5 separate regions of the Homo sapiens genome follow, and regions 2, 3, 4 and 5 are each linked to region 1. The links are chromatin contacts, found by Hi-C or POLR2A ChIA-PET in ENCODE. All regions are on one chromosome and are shown on one strand. The core of a region is the stretch at or near the end of the contact, and the rest is flanking DNA. Distances in the headings are between cores, read along the strand shown. Region 1 holds the start of PRPF8 (pre-mRNA processing factor 8). Region 2 has its middle 74 kb from the start of RPA1. Region 3 overlaps MYO1C (myosin IC). Region 4 overlaps RPA1 (replication protein A1). Region 5 overlaps RPA1 (replication protein A1).

Region 1 (2,994 bases), core at 325-2,824:
TCCTCCCACCTCAGCCTCCCGAGTAGCTGGGACTACAGGCATGTACCACTATGCCTGGTTAATATTTTTATTATTTGTAGAGATGAGGGTCTCAGTATGTTGCCCAGGCTAGTCTTAAACTCATGAGTTTAACCAATCCTCTCGCCGCTGCCTCCCAACGTGCTAGGATTACAGGTATGAGTCACGGTGCCCGGCTTCTTTCTTAACTCTTTCTAGTAGTTCTACCACTTGGGATTACCTTTTTCCTTCCTCTCCATTTACCTTTATGAAATCCTCACATCCATCCATCTCCATCAAATCTTTAACAATTCTCCTCTGTCTTTTTTGACTGTAGGGACCTTTAGAACACCCAGCATTAAAAAATAGATTTCAGGCCGGGCATGGGGGCTCACGCCTGTAATCCCAGCACTTTGGGAGGGCCGAGGCAGGAGGATTTCGTAAGGTCAGGAGTTTGAGACCAGCCTGGCCAACATAGTGAAACCCTGTCTCTACTAAAAATCCAAAACTTAGCCGGCAGTAGTGGCGCGTGCCTGTAATCCAGCTACTCTGGAGACTGAGGCAGGAGAATTGCTTGATCCTGGGAGGTGGAGGTTGTGATGAATTGAGATCGCGCCATTGCACTCCAGTCTGGGCAACAGAGTGAGACCCTGTCTCAAAAAAACAAAAGGAATATTTTTTAAATTTTTACCGTTCTGAAAGCACATTGACATCCTTTGAATTTTTTTCTAATTATTTCACTTTGATTTGTAAATTCTCAACTAGATTCAGGGGCTGTATGGGTTACAATTCCTCTGCACCCTCCACAGAATTTCAGACTTTTTTTTTTCCCCCGAGACAGAGTCTCGCTCTGTCACCCAGGCTGGAGTGCAGTGGCGCGATCTTGGCTCACTGCAACCTCCCCCTCCCGGGTCAAGCGATTCTCCTGCCTCAGCCTCCCGAGTAGCTGGGACTACAGGCGCCCGCCACCACGCCCGGCTAATGTTTGTATTTTTAGTAGAGACGGGGTTTCACCATGTTGGCCAGGCTGGCCTCGAACTTCTGGCTTTAAGTGATCCGCCTGCCTCGGCCTCCCAAAGTGCTGCGATTCCAGGCGTGAGCCACCGCGCCCGGCCAAGGTCTTAATTCTTGCCTGCCTTTCTGCTCCCCTGTGAACTCTACTGGTTGTCTTTTTTCCTGCTTTATCCCTCGTCCTCGGTAGACAGTGATGGTTAAATGAATGAATGCATGAACAAATGACTGTCCAGGAGCTAGTACTGCATTGCATGTACACATTGATGACAACAGACATCGTACAATGCGCAATCTTGGCAAATTTATTCAAACCCTTTAGACTTCGCTCTCTCACAGTGCGACGCCGGGAGCCCATCACACGCTGAGGTCTGTCAGAGGCCCCAGAAACAGCCTCGGAAATGGAGGAGGCGGGGCTTCACCCCGACCACACCCCCTTGCGTTCAAAGCCTTTCCGCCTATGGGCCCGCCTCCTCGGCGCAGTGTGCAACTCTAATTGGTCGTCTCACTAATCCATCTGAGCACCTCGGCGCCGACTGGATCAACTGCTGAACTCGGGTTGCGCACTTCCCGGCGCTGGGAACGCGGAGCGGACGCAGTCTGGCCGCCATTGCGCTGCGGGGAAAGCGGCCTCTTGTGTGAGGGCCTGTGGGGTGCGTGGCAGGCGTTTAAGGCCGGGCTGCGGGAGGCGTGGTCGGGTCGGGCCGAGTGACCGAAGGGGTTAGGCCGGGCGGGGCTGGATGCACTGTGTGGCGGGACTGCAGGCCGGGGTCCCCGGACGCCTTTCTGCTGCGCTTCTTGTGGGCCCGGGCCTGTGGTTAGTGAATTTTTCTATCCCGCCGCTCCCCAGATTCTCCGGATATGGCCGGAGTGTTTCCTTATCGAGGGCCGGGTAACCCGGTGCCTGGCCCTCTAGCCCCGCTACCGGACTACATGTCGGAGGAGAAGCTGCAGGAGAAAGGTGAGGCGAGAGTGTGGAGCGGCGCGCGGGCCGGAGGCGGGGCGGGTGTGCGCGCGCGCAGGCGGGTGGGGACCCTCCCCGTTTGGGCAGCTCCTGAGGTGTCAGCTCCCTTGTTATTTCCAGTTAATTTTTCATCAAGTCATTTTAAGCGCGTATTATTTGCAAGCGCTGATCCAGCGGGGGTACAGTAGTGACGGAGACAAAATTCCTGTCCTTACGGGGTTTAAATTACAGCGGGAGAGACAGAGAATAACAAAACCTTGAAGCTCTGTAATAAAAATGTCAGGCCGGGCGCGGTGGCTCACGGTTGTAATCCCAGCACTTTGGGAGGCCCAGGCGGGCGGATCACCTGAGGTCAGGAGTTCGAGACCAGCCTGGCCAACACAGTGAAACCTCGTCTCTACGAAAAATACAAAAATGAGTCGTGTGTGGTGGCGCGTGTCTATAATCCCAGCTACTGGGGAGGCTGAGGCAGGAGAATGGCTTGAACCCAGGAGGCGGAGGTTGCAGTGAGCCGACATCGCACCATTGCACTCCAGCCTGGGAGACAGAGTGAAACAACCTCTCAAAAAAAAAAAAAAAAGTCAGATAGTGATCAATGTGATGAAAGGAAAAACAGAGTAAAATGGTAAGGGAATTGGCAAGGGGTGCTTCTTCCTGCTGGTGCCTGCTTCTCCCTCACACTCACTGACAGGAGCTTACCCTAGGGCAAGAGGTGAAGAGGATTAGGGGGAGGGTGTGCAGGCCTTTAAACTGAGGTGCCTTTCCAGCTCGAAAATGGCAGCAATTGCAGGCCAAGCGCTATGCAGAAAAGCGGAAGTTTGGGTTTGTGGATGCCCAGAAGGAAGACATGCCCCCAGAACATGTCAGGAAGATCATTCGAGACCATGGAGACATGACCAACAGGAAGTTCCGCCATGACAAAAGGGTTTACTTGGGGTAAGGAACATCCTGAAATAATTTCATTTGGAATTTGGCCCTTTTCCCTTCTCCCTGTCCCACAGTCTTGGATTGATGCTTTGACA
Region 2 (2,994 bases), core at 229-2,728, 220 kb before region 1:
AAAGCTAGATTTATTGCTCCTGCTGTAAAGTGTATCTGCTCTAAGCCTCACTTAAAAGCTATCACTTGGCAGAAGATCAAGTTAAAAGTGCAGGCTAGCAGGTGATGGTGAGGGTAGGAGAGGGTGGGGAGGGCGGGGTGGAGCCAAGAATGGAAGCGCTGAGAACTACCAGCCCAATATTTAACCTAACTGGTAATTTGCTGTGACAATTATGCCACAAACGGAACACTACCACTATGCAAGGATGTCGCTCTCTAATTAAGAGGGCTCTGCTTTTCCTAGTCACCGGCACTTTAATAACACACACACAAAATGAGGCTTGGCTGCGGGAGCTCAAGGTTCTATTAGGAGGCACGTGCAGCATGCGGCGGTGGCCTGCACATCGGTCTGAGCGTTGCTGCCCGGTGAACCTGCTAACACCTTCAATTCTCCAGCAGACGGAGATGGAAGGGAACCGAGCAGTCAGACGCTCTCACGAGAGAGCCGCTTTGACTGACAGGCGTTTTCCCGGAGAGCCTGCGCGTGCCCCCACTGCAAATCGACACTCAGGCAGCGCCTCTTTCCAACCAGGAAGGCTTGGTGTGGGTTTGATCCTTACAGAGTAACTTTAACAAGGATTTCCAAAAAAATAAAAGTCCACGGAAACAAATTTTCCTCTTCAAGATGGAGAGCAAGACAGAACAGGGACACACGCACACCCAGACACCCAAATTGCCAGTTAGAGACCCTGGTATGAGACAAAAGAATATTATTACCATCACGGCTGTAAAGGATGTTGCCGTCTTCTAAACTGACTGCTGGACTCCTGAAACGTGGCTAAGCAAGACAAACTGTTTTTTGCTTAATTAGTGGCTCCTTTGTGAAAGGTTTGCTGCCTGGAAAGAGCCCATTAGAGGAGGAGAGCTCATTTGCAGGGATGCACCTTATACAGCTATTCAGATTTTGAATAAATCGTGGAGCAGGAAATTGGTGGTGGTGGTGACGGTGGGAGTCGCCGTGTTATGGAAGCAGAAAAGCTTCTGCAAGAGACAGGCTTTGCATTACAAGCCTAAGTGCTGAGGAGATCAGCTTTCCCAGGCAAACATATAAGCCTCTAAAATTTTAGGCCAATGGAAATGACCTCTGTACCATGGCTGACTGAAGATATAAATAAACTTCAACATGAACAGCAGTGTCAACGGTGAGAGGAGATGAGAGTCCAACTGGGGCTTATTTTTAAAAAGTCCTGCCTGTTCTAACTCCATTTCAGGGCTGGGCATTGAAGAGCACAAAGCTGCAGTTCCCCGCGGCAAGCCCTCCTCTTTAACAGGCACCAGCCCCCTAGGTTACCTGGCCGTTGAAAGGAAGCTGCAACACACATAAGTTAAATATAGGTTTGGTTATTTGCATTTTACAAGCACCGAGAATGTTATCTGAGGAAGCTGTCATTTTTAATGACAGCACAAACTTCCAATTACCAACTGGGTAATGCACTAGGGAACGGGCATAATTTTATAAGAACGGCTCGCAATTATTAAAAGTTTACACGATCACTTCTGAGTTGGCTATATAAATATTTCTCACGAGGCAGGTGGGATTCAGTTTTTCACAGGGTCTATTCAAGGCTGAAAAAAAGATTTGTTTTATTGAAAAGTATACATTTTGAGACTCATCAACAGCTAAGGAGAGGGTGTAAAGCGACAGCTACTAAGAGCCTGAGAAGCTGCAAATGCAGCCAGGTGGCTGGTTCAAAGCCTCTCACAAACACCCACGAGCTCACTGGCAAGTCAGACACTGTCACGACAAACCCAATGCAGGTTAGGGGTATGGCAATGGATAACACAAGAACCTCTTACTGGCCGGGCACAGTGTCTCACGCCCGTAATCCCAGCACTTTGGGAGGCCGAGGAGGCCGGATCACCTGAGGTCGGGAGTTCGAGATTAGCCTGGCCAACATGGTGAAACCCTGTCTCTACTAGAAATACAGAAATTATCCAGATGTGGTGACACACGCCTGTATAATCCCAGCTACTCGGGAGGCTGAGGCAGAAGAATCGCTTGAACCTGGGAGGTGGAGGTTGCAGTGAGCCGAGATCGTGCCATTGCACTCCAGCCTGGGCAACAGAGAGAGACTCCATCTCAAAAAAATAAAAAATTAAAAAAAAAAAAAAGAAACTTTCACTCAGCCCATAGTCAAACACTGTCCTATTTGCACCAGGAACCCATTTCCGTTCAGTACCTCTACCCAGCCTCCGTGGCACCGCGTGGCTTCGTGTCAGTGACGAACACAGCGCATGCCACTGTTACCAGTGTTGCTCTCGGTCTGCCTCATACAGACCGGACAGCCCCGACCTAAATGAAGGCTCTAATCAGTGAGTCTCAAATCACCCAATTCTTTGTGAAGTCTTTCCTGATTGACTCCAGTCTTCCAGCAATTTCCCCCTCAACTGCATTTTAATATCACTGTGATATGACTACTTAGCCCCCAAGCCTTGCTCTAAATAGTCCATAGCTCTCAGGGACAGATATCTTTAAGTCACACACTGGCTGGGCGCGGTGGCTCACGCCTGTAATCCCAGCACCTTGGGAGACCAAGGTGGGCGGATCACCTGAGGTCGAGAGTTTGAGACCAGCCTGACCAACATGGTCTCTACTAAAAATAGAAAATTAGCTGGGCGCGGTGGCATATACCTGTAAATCCCAGCTACTCGGGAGCCTGAGGCAGGAGAATTGCTTGAACCTGGGAGGCAGAGTTTGCAGTGAGCCAAGATCACGCCATTGCACTCCAGCCTGGGCAACAAGAGCGAAACTCCATCTCAAAAAAAAAAAAAAAAAAAAAAAAAGTCACATACTAAGGCTGGGCGTGGTGGCTCACGCCTGTAATCCCAGCACTTTGGGAGGCAGAGGCGGGCAGATCACGAGATCAGGAGATTGAGACCATCCTGGCTAACACGGTGAAACCCCGTCTCTACTAAAAATACAAAAAATAAGCTGGGCATGGTGGCGGGCGCCTGT
Region 3 (2,994 bases), core at 231-2,730, 210 kb after region 1:
GGCCACTGGCCCTGCCTGGCCTGCCTCAGTGACCCAGCCCTGGGGGTGCACCTGCTCTTTTTTTTTTGGAGTGTAGTGGCACCATCTCGGCTCACTGCAACCTCTGCCTCCCAGGTTCAAGCGATTCTCCTTTGTCAGCCTCCTGAGTAGCTGGGACTACAGGCGCCCACCACCACGCCTGGCTAATTTTTGTATTTTTGGTAGAGATGGGGTTTCACCATATTGACCAAGCTGGTCTCGAAGTACTGACTTTGTGATCTACCCACCTCGGCCTCCCCAACTGCTGGGATTACAGCCGTGAGCCACTGTGCCCGGCCTGGGGTGCACCTGGGCAGCTGGTTCCTGCTCCTGAGGCCCTTTCAGCAGGCAGAGGGCTTGGCTCAGGCCGGCAGCCATCTGCAGCTTCCTCCCTGTCACCCCCAGGCACAAGCTGGCTGACCAGCGGACCAGGAAATCTCTGGGCCGAGGGGAATTCCGCCTTCTGCACTATGCGGGGGAGGTGACCTACAGCGTGACCGGTGAGGATCCTGGGGCTGTGTCCCCACAGGGGCCTGCGGGGAGGCTCTGTCTCACCTCACGTCGGTTCTCCCCTCCCAGGGTTTCTGGACAAAAACAATGACCTTCTCTTCCGGAACCTTAAGGAGGTGAGGAGGACGTGGGGAGGCCGGGGTGGGGGTGGGGATAGCCCACAGCTCTGCACCTGTGTCCAGGAGCCTGTCCTGCCTGTCCCTGTGCCCCACCCTGACCCCGGCTCTGCCCACACAGACCATGTGTAGCTCAAAGAATCCCATTATGAGCCAGTGCTTTGACCGGAGCGAGCTCAGTGACAAGAAGCGGCCAGAGACGGTGAGGAGGTGGCGGGACCGGGCGCAGGGGTGCATGCGCCTGAGTGTGCATGAGGGCCTGTGTGAGCCTGGGAGCTGGCAGCGTGCGTGTGAACGCGTGTGAGCCCGTGCACATCTGCAGGTGTCTGTAGGGGGCTGCCTTAGGTGCCTCTTTGCCTACTTTTTTTTTTTTTTTTTTTTTTTGAGACAGGGTCTCGCTCTGTTGCCCAGGCTGGAGTGCAGTGGCGCAATCTGGGCTCACTGCAACCTCCACCTCCCTGGTTCAAGCGATTCTCCTGCCTCAGTCTCCTGAGTAGCTGGGATTACAGGCGCCTGCCACCATGCCCGGCTAATTTTTTGTATTTTAAGTAGAGATGGGGTTTCACCATGTTGGCCTGGCTGGTCTCAAACTCCTGACCTCGGGTGATCCACCTGCCTCGGCCTCCCAAAGTGTTAGGATTACCGGTGTGAGCCACCACGCCTGTCCCTGTTTGCCTACTTGTGTGTGTGTGCTGTGTCTATAGTGGAGTCGTGTGTCTTCAGTGTGGGCTGTGTCTGTAGGGGAATCCTTGTGTACGTCTGTCTCTGTGGGTGCCCATATGTTGACAGCTGCCTCTGTGCGGTTGCTGTCATGTGTCTACCCACTCAGCAGACATTTATAGCAGACACTGCCAGGCACTGAGGTACCACAATGAGTGGGTGTGCCTGCAGCAACATGTGCACAGGGTGCTTTGCAAACTTAGAAGAGGGAACAGCAAACGGCCTGACGGGGCGGAAGGGGTGAGGGGTTGGGGAGGCTCCCTGGAGGAGGAAGCATTGGAGATGACTTGGGAATGTCAGATGAACCTATAGTGAGGGCCCAGTCCAGACACAGAGAGTCTAAAAAGGCCATGAGGTGAGCAGGAAAGCGATGGCATCAAGGAGAAGGACCGGGGGAAAGGCAGGCATGGCCAGGGTGCCAGATGCAGGGAGGGCTCCAGCGAGCTGAAGGCGGAGGTACGGCTGTTGGGCTTGGCAAAAAGAGGGTCAGGGGAGCCCCAGAAGAGTGAGGTCAGTGAGTCCATAGGGAGGTGGAAGCCAGACTGCCTGGCAGGGAGGGCATGCAGGCGACATGCTGCCCAGGGTGTGGCTCACTGTGCCCCTGCCCGCTGCTGCCGTCCACCCCACCCTCTCCCGAAGCACCACATCCTCCCGGCCCTAGCGTCTCCCTGCTGAGGATGCCTACACACCCTCCCGCCCAGGCCTCTCCAGCAAGCCACAGACTCGTGTATCTCATCCTCTTCCCCTAGGTGGCCCCAGGGCACCCTAGATCCCACTGGTCTATAACAAACGGGCCCTTGGTCTGCCCCTCCAGGCTTTCTCCTTCTTTGACCCAGTCCCCCAGGCCAGAAACCTGGGTGTCATCCCCTTTTTTGTTTTTGTTTTTGTTTTTGAGACGGAGTCTCGCTCTGTCACCCAGGCTGGAGTGCAGTGGCGCGATCTCGGCTCACTGCAACCTCTGCCTCCTGGGCTCACGCCATTCTCCCACTTCACACTCACGAGTAGCTGGGATTACAGGTACCCGCCATCGTGCCCGGCTAATTTTTTTATTTTTGTAGAGATGGGGTTTCACCATGTTGGCCAGGCTAGTCTTAAACTCCTGACCTCAGGTGATCCGCCCGCCTCGGCCTCCCAAAGTGCTGGGATGACAGGCGTGAGCCACCGCGCCCGGCTCCGGCCCCCTCGTTCTTTTCTCTCCTTGTCTCCCTTGTCCAGCCACTGGATCTTGCCGGAGTACTTAGCAGCTCCCCCTCAGTCCTTCCCTGTAGCCACTTCACCCGCCCCTCCTCCTTATCCTTTAAAGCTCAGCAGAGCGTCATTTCCAGAAGACGTCACCTGGTGCCCCCTAACCCTCAGACTGGATGAATTGTCCCTTTGTGGGGCTCTCAGAACCCACAGGCATACACCTGCTACTCTCGGAACACCGGGATTGTGAGTCTTTGCCAAGGAGCGTGCTCCTCCGCCAGGCCTGAGATCCTTCCAGGTCCCGCAGAGCAGCATACCCAGATACTAGCTGAATGCGTAGCATGGGACATGCTGTTTAGGAACGCAGCCCTGAAGTTCTAGAAAGAAAAAGAAGGGCCACTAAAGGGAGGTGTAGCACTGAGGTTGCTGGGAGACCTGAGCAGGA
Region 4 (2,994 bases), core at 283-2,782, 180 kb before region 1:
CGTTACTACTGCAAAAAAAAGTGATGTGTCAATTTAATAATTTAGCCGAATAATTTACCCGATTCCCTCTCCAATTTAAAGCATCAAATTACAATTTGTGTAAATAAAAATTAATATCTAGTAGGTTCCAGTTCTAGAAAGAGCATAATGATGGCCTAGCCCCACATCTTCCCACTCTAAAAACCAATACAGAGCAACAGGAATGAATGCCAACTGCATACACATACATGCACGTGCACACAGACGTATACACATCTCTCATTAGAAACGACATCTTCAGTGAAACCAGGGAACAGAGAAAACCCGCACATTCCAAGTTGTGTGAAAATGAAGCCCGAAACACCATAAATCAAGAACCCACAACAGTATAAGACAGAAGCAGCATGAATAATTTCAGTGTAAAAACTAAAACGGTGGCCGGGCACAGCGGTCCCCGCCTGTAATCCCAGCACTTCGGGAGGCAGAGGTGGGCAGATCACCTGAAGTCAGGAGTTTGAGACCAGCCTGGCCAACATGGTAAAACCCCATATCTATTAAAAATATAAAAAAATTAGCCGGTGGCCGGGCGCAGTGGCCCACGCCTATAATCCCAGCACTTCGGGAGGCAGAGGTGGGCAGATCACTTGAAGTCAGGAGTTCGAGACCAGCCTGGCCAACATGGTAAAACCCCATCTCTACTAAAAATATAAAAAATTTAGCCGGGCGTGGTGGTGGGCTCCTGTGGTCCCAGCTACTAGGCAAGCTGAGACAGGAGAACTGCTTGAACCCAAGAGGCAGAGGTTGCACTGAGCCGAGATTGCGCCATTGCACTCCACCCTGGGTGACAGAGAGACTCCGTCTCAAAAAAAGAAAAAAGAAAAAAAAAAGATCTCTAAGCATATACAAGTATATGGGATTATCTCTAGGCCAAAAAAAAATTTTTTTGTTGTTTTTTGAGATGGAGTCTCACTCTGTCACCCAGGCTGGAGTGTAGTGGCACAGCCCTGGCTCACTGCAGCCTCTTTCTCCCAGGCTCAAGTGATCCTCTCACCTCAGCCTCCCGGGTGGCTAGGACTGCAGGTGTACACCACCACGCCTGGCTAATTTTCTGTATTTTTGGTAGAGACAGGGTTTCGTCATGTTGCCCAGGCTGGTCTTAAACTCCTGAGCTCAAGCGATCTGCCAAGCTTGGCCTCCCAAAGTGTCGGGATTACAGGCGGGGGCCACCACACCTGGCCAGAAAACTTTAAAAAAACAGGATATGGCTGGGCGCAGCGCTCACGCCTGTAATCCTAGCACTTTGGGAGACTGAAGTGGGAGAATCGCTTGAGCCCAGGAGTTTGAGACCAGCCTGAACAGCATAGTGAGGTCTCATCTCTATTAAAATAATAATAAATAAGTAAAAGCAGGAGAAAAAGACACGATAGTGTACACAGTATGCTGCCTTTTGTGTAGGCAAAGTGGAGTACGGAACGAGAATATATATTTGTATTTGGTTACATTCTCATGAAGAAACGCCTGAAGGATAAAAAGAAACCACGAAAACTTTACCTCTAGAGGGCAGCAGTGGGTGGCAGGGGCGGCAAGGGTAGGAGTAAGATTTCTCTGCACACACAATTCGGTAGCTATAACTTTAAATCATGTAACTACATTATCTTTTTGAAATCATTTAACCATATTATCTATTCAAGATTAATGTTTATTAAAGAAAACAGATGTCTGATTATCTCAGTTATATTTTACATTTATTTAATTATGCAAGTTTTAATGGACAAATATATAAATGTGAAATAGAGATAATTTTAATTATGTATATAACATTCCCGCAGTAGACTCACTCACACGATCTATGTACTTAAATACAATTTTCAAGTAGGCAAAAACTTTGGTATGAAGGTTAATCTTTGAAGGTCCGGGCACAATGGAAACTGTTCTCACTGGGAAATGACAAATGCTCATTCTCATTTCTTGTAGCAACCCATTGTGTGACCTTGGGGAAGTTACTTCACTGCCTCATTCACGTTTTTATTTAATGATTAAAAACTGATCAACTGATCTCTACAACAGTTTCCTCTACCTCAACATTCTGCGATTGTGCTGAATTCACTGCTAAGGTCCAGACCTGAGATTCTCCAACTTTCCTTTCCTTTCCATTATCTCACTTAGGCAAAGGCCAGGACTCAGTTCCAGGTAGGAAAACGAAGACAGGATGCAAGAATTACTTCCCACCTCAGCTTTCCCAGTAGCTGGGAGCGTGAACCACCACGCCCAACTAATTTGTTTTTATTTTATTTTTTTGAGACAAGTCTCACTCTGTCGCCCAGGCTGGAGTGCAATGGCACAATCTCGGCTCACTGCAACTTCCACCTCCCGGGCTCAAGTGATTCTCCTGCCTCAGCCTCCCGAGTAGCTGGGATTACAGGTGCCCGCCACCACACTCGGCTAATTTTTTTTATTTTTAGTAGAGACGGCGTTTCACCATGTTGGCCAGGCTGGTCTTGAACTCCTGACCTCAGGTGATCCACCTAAGGTCCAGCCTAAGAATTACTGGGTTCAATTCCACTTACCCTTAAGTGAAAACCCTACTAATAGTAAAAGTTAGTTATGGACTAATTGAAGAACTATGTTGTTAAAGTTATTTTTATTTATTTATTTTTGAGACAGAGTTTCACTCTTGTTGTCCAGGCTGGAGTACAATGGTGCAATCTCAGCTCACTGCAACCTCCGATTCCCAGGTTCAAGCGATTCTCCTGCCTCAGCCTCCCTAGTAGCTGGGAATACAGGCGCGTGCCACTATGCCCAGCTAATTTTTTTGTATTTTTAGTAGAGACGAGGTTTCACCATGTTGGCCAGGCTGGTCTCAAACTCCTGACCTCAGGTGATTCGCCCACCTCAGCCTCCCAAAGTGCTGGGATTACAGGCATGGGCCACTATGCCCCGCATATATTGGTAAATTTAAATTAAGACAGTGAATTAGTGTACTTCAGTGGGAACCAGCTAAGCACCTTTGTCTAT
Region 5 (2,994 bases), core at 191-2,690, 160 kb before region 1:
TAGGACTTTGGGAGGCCGAGGTGGGTGGATCACAAGGTCAGGAGTTTAAGGCCAGCCTGGCCAAGATGGTGAAACCCCGTCTCTACTAAAAATACAAAAAAATTAGCCAGGCATGGTGGTGCACATCTGTAATCCCAGCTACCCAGGAGGCTGAGGCAGAGAATTGCTTGAACTCGGGAGGCAGAGGTTGTAGTGAGCCGAGATGGCACCATTGCACTCCAGCCTGGGCAAGAAAAACTTGTCACCCAGGATGGAGTACAATGGCGCAATCTTGACTCACTGCAACTTCTGCCTCCCGGGTTGAAGCAATTCTCCTGCCTCAGCCTCCCGAGTAGCTGGGATTACAGGCATGTGCCACCATGCCCGGCTGATTTTTGTATTTTTAGTAGAGACGGGTTTCACCATGTTGACCAGGCTGGTCTCAAACTCCTGACCTCAGGTGATCTGCCTGCCTCAGCCTCCCAAAGTGCTGGGATTACAGGCATGAGCCACCGTGCCTGGCTGATAATTATTCTTTAAAATATGACTAATACACAGTATGTTGACAAGCTTAATGGCAAACACTTCTTTTTAAATAACATGTTTATTGAGATATCATTCACGTACCATAATGAACTCACCCTTCCAGAGTGGATAATCCTATGGGTTTTGCATTTTGCAGTTATGCAAGCATCACCACTACCTCACTTTAGAACACTGTTGTCATCAGCAAAAGAAACCATGTGTACAATGACAGTCACTCCACACTCTACCACCCCTGAGAACCAGTCATTGAATTTGTTTCTATGGATTTGTCTATTCAGAGATACGCTTTTTTTTTTTGGAGATGGGGTCTTGCTCTGTAACCGAGGCTGGAGTCTCGGCTCACTGCAACCTCCGCCTCTTGGGTTCAAGCGATTCTCCTGCCTCAGCCTCCTGAGTAGCTGAGATTACAGGCCGCACCCGCCACCACGCCCAGCTAATTTGTGTATTTTTAGTAGAGATGGGGTTTCACCATGTTGGCCAGGCTGGTTTCGATCTCCTGTCCTTGTGATCTGCCCCGCCTCAGCCTCTCAAAGTGCTGGGATTACAGGCCTGAGCCACTGTGCCTGGCCAATAGATACTCTTATATAACATTTATGAGTATAATTAGTATACTTTCCACAGATGTCCGTTGACCCCACAATACAAATTCTAATGATCTGTTATTCAGAAATAAAAGCATAAACACGTTAAGATAAAGTACAAGGATGACTGCTCAAGTCCTGTTTAGAATAAACCTGAATGATCACCAAAAAAGCAAGGAGTAAATAAACCCAGCCGCACACACAGGCTCTCAGCAGAGGTACAAAAGAATATGAGGCAAGCCTGCAAGCTGAGGCAGTGCCATCAGGCAAAGCCCAGGGGAGTGGAGCTGTCTCCGTGACTGGAGAGAGTGGGCTGTGAAGTTTCCCAGCAAGGACTGCACTCAATCCCAGCAACACTTCCACCCTCTCCCACAACCATGCCCTGGAGGACAGAAAAGTGGCTGCAAAACACCACTTAAGCGCTCCAAGATAGCCTGGAGTGGAAGATAAAAGGTCCCAAGTGAGAAGGTTGGCAACATGTACCTAGCCTAGACTATGTCAGAGCAAATACCAAGTCTGGACAGGACTGTCCACATTAAGCATGAACAAAATAAAAAGGGATGATGACAAAGCAACAATACAATACACAACAATGCATAAAAGGGAAAGCAACAGGGAGGCAAAGCCGATTAAAGAACCCACTCTGGAAGAAAGTACAAGCCAAGAAAAGGAGTGACACTTCCCAAAAGCGATTGGCAAAATAAGTACGACTATATGAATCCAACAAATTAACAGTCAAAAGATGAGCTAAAACAAGAGACTAAGAAGAAAAGGGAGCTTGAACAGCTAAGAAAAAAACAGAACAAAATCAATACTATTATACATCTAATAATTTATAAAGATTGAGGAGTAGAAGAGAGAAAACTAAAAACTGTACTATTACGTTGGAAAACCTCGAAGCAAGCCAATGCATCCATCAGAAAAAAGGTTAAAGTAAAGACCTATGCGGAGATCAAAGTTATCTACAACGTATGTAAAAAACTGGAACTCAATAAGTGAAATAGAAAACAACATTAAGGAATAACACACAGAAAAACTTCGTTGAAAAGAACTGAATCGGCAGACTGAACAAGCATACCACATACCAGAAGAAAAAAGAATATGGACGGCCGGCCACGGTGGCTCACGCCTGTAATCCCAGCACTTTGGGAGGCTGAGGCAGGTGGATCACGAGGTCAGGAGATCGAGACCATCCTGGCTAACATGGTGAAACCCCGTCTCTACTAAAAATACAAAACAAAATTAGCCAGGCGTGGTGGTGGGCGCCTGTAGTCCCAGCTACTCGGGAGGCTGAGGTGGGAGAATCACCTGAGCCCGGGAGGTCAAGGCTACAGTGAGCCCTGATGGTGCCACTGCACTCCCGCCTGGGCAACCAGAGTGAGGCCTCAGGAGAAAAAAAAAAAAAAAAAAAAAAAGCAAAGCTTCCTACAAGGGAAGAAATCAAACCAGGCTGGCCTTAAGACTTCTCCAGATCAACATTCAATGCCAGAAGACAAAATTCTGAGGGTAAAGCCACATAACCTAACAATAGACAGCCAGGCAAGTGGTCATTCTAGCATAAAGACCAACAGGCTGATAATGGGGAAGACGGCACTAAAGAGCCAGTCCAGAAAAAAGTTATTGAGTGAAATCCAACCAACACAGAGATAAAGAGGTAGGAAAAAAGAACAGCTGGAGAAAATGTAAGAGTCCTAAAATCAGTATAACAGAATTTAAAAAACTAATTACTTAAACCTCTTAGTATTGTTATCATTTTTTATCTCGGTTTTTGTTGTTGTTGTTTTGGTCTTTTTTGAGACAGGGTCTTACTCTCCTGCCCAGCCTGGAGTGCAGTGGCGTGATCTCAGCTCACTGCAACCTTCACCTCTCAGGGCTCAGGCCACTCTCT

The links. Hi-C counts contacts between places; a loop is a spot of excess contacts on that map. ChIA-PET counts read pairs that join two places held with the same protein, here RNA polymerase II (POLR2A). Pooled maps may share reads with other maps.
Region 2: a loop to region 1 is called in a pooled map, with 2.4 times the contacts of the local background. The contact joins the enhancer-like site here to the promoter of PRPF8 in region 1. A Hi-C loop is called at or near these places in 2 of 50 pooled maps. POLR2A ChIA-PET finds 5 or more read pairs at or near these places in 6 of 52 experiments (HEK293, HEK293T, PC-9 and 3 more).
Region 3: a loop to region 1 is called in a pooled map, with 3 times the contacts of the local background. The contact joins the enhancer-like site here to the promoter of PRPF8 in region 1. A Hi-C loop is called at or near these places in 7 of 50 pooled maps. POLR2A ChIA-PET finds 5 or more read pairs at or near these places in 3 of 52 experiments (BJ, activated CD8-positive, alpha-beta memory T cell and activated naive CD4-positive, alpha-beta T cell).
Region 4: a loop to region 1 is called in a map of B cell, with 12 times the contacts of the local background. The contact joins the enhancer-like site here to the promoter of PRPF8 in region 1. A Hi-C loop is called at or near these places in 9 of 168 maps with a recorded cell type or tissue (B cell, K562, colonic mucosa and 6 more), 2 of 37 single-sample maps with no recorded cell type and 12 of 50 pooled maps. POLR2A ChIA-PET finds 5 or more read pairs at or near these places in 7 of 52 experiments (B cell, CD4-positive, alpha-beta T cell, PC-9 and 4 more).
Region 5: POLR2A ChIA-PET joins it to region 1 with 11 read pairs in activated T-cell. The contact joins the enhancer-like site here to the promoter of PRPF8 in region 1. A Hi-C loop is called at or near these places in 1 of 168 maps with a recorded cell type or tissue (naive thymus-derived CD4-positive, alpha-beta T cell) and 10 of 50 pooled maps. POLR2A ChIA-PET finds 5 or more read pairs at or near these places in 9 of 52 experiments (CD4-positive, alpha-beta T cell, Caco-2, MCF 10A and 6 more).

What each region holds. Positions count from the first base shown.
Region 1 is chr17:1,683,447-1,686,440 of GRCh38, reverse strand. PRPF8 (pre-mRNA processing factor 8) reads left to right here and starts at 1,574. Exons shown (of 43, transcript NM_006445.4): 1 at 1,574-1,661; 2 at 1,859-1,969; 3 at 2,740-2,908. The coding sequence starts at 1,870.
Region 2 is chr17:1,902,840-1,905,833 of GRCh38, reverse strand. No RefSeq gene overlaps it. Among named protein-coding and RNA genes, the nearest start is that of RPA1, 74 kb to the right of the region's middle. RefSeq lists enhancers at 1,486-1,535, 1,616-1,665. Within about 2 kb of position 1,478, at least 2 of the 41 ENCODE cell types and tissues checked have a DNase peak (open chromatin) inside an H3K27ac peak, as active enhancers do.
Region 3 is chr17:1,472,462-1,475,455 of GRCh38, reverse strand. It overlaps MYO1C (myosin IC), which reads left to right. Exons shown (of 32, transcript NM_001080779.2): 15 at 424-518; 16 at 598-644; 17 at 766-846. Among named protein-coding and RNA genes, the nearest start is that of CRK, 18 kb to the right of the region's middle. RefSeq lists enhancers at 275-344, 495-624 and a silencer at 1,435-1,524. Within about 2 kb of position 1,480, at least 2 of the 41 ENCODE cell types and tissues checked have a DNase peak (open chromatin) inside an H3K27ac peak, as active enhancers do.
Region 4 is chr17:1,864,182-1,867,175 of GRCh38, reverse strand. All of the region lies in intron 5 of RPA1 (replication protein A1), which reads right to left. Among named protein-coding and RNA genes, the nearest start is that of RPA1, 36 kb to the right of the region's middle. Within about 2 kb of position 1,532, at least 2 of the 41 ENCODE cell types and tissues checked have a DNase peak (open chromatin) inside an H3K27ac peak, as active enhancers do.
Region 5 is chr17:1,845,839-1,848,832 of GRCh38, reverse strand. All of the region lies in intron 4 of RPA1 (replication protein A1), which reads right to left. Among named protein-coding and RNA genes, the nearest start is that of RPA1, 17 kb to the right of the region's middle. Within about 2 kb of position 1,440, at least 3 of the 41 ENCODE cell types and tissues checked have a DNase peak (open chromatin) inside an H3K27ac peak, as active enhancers do.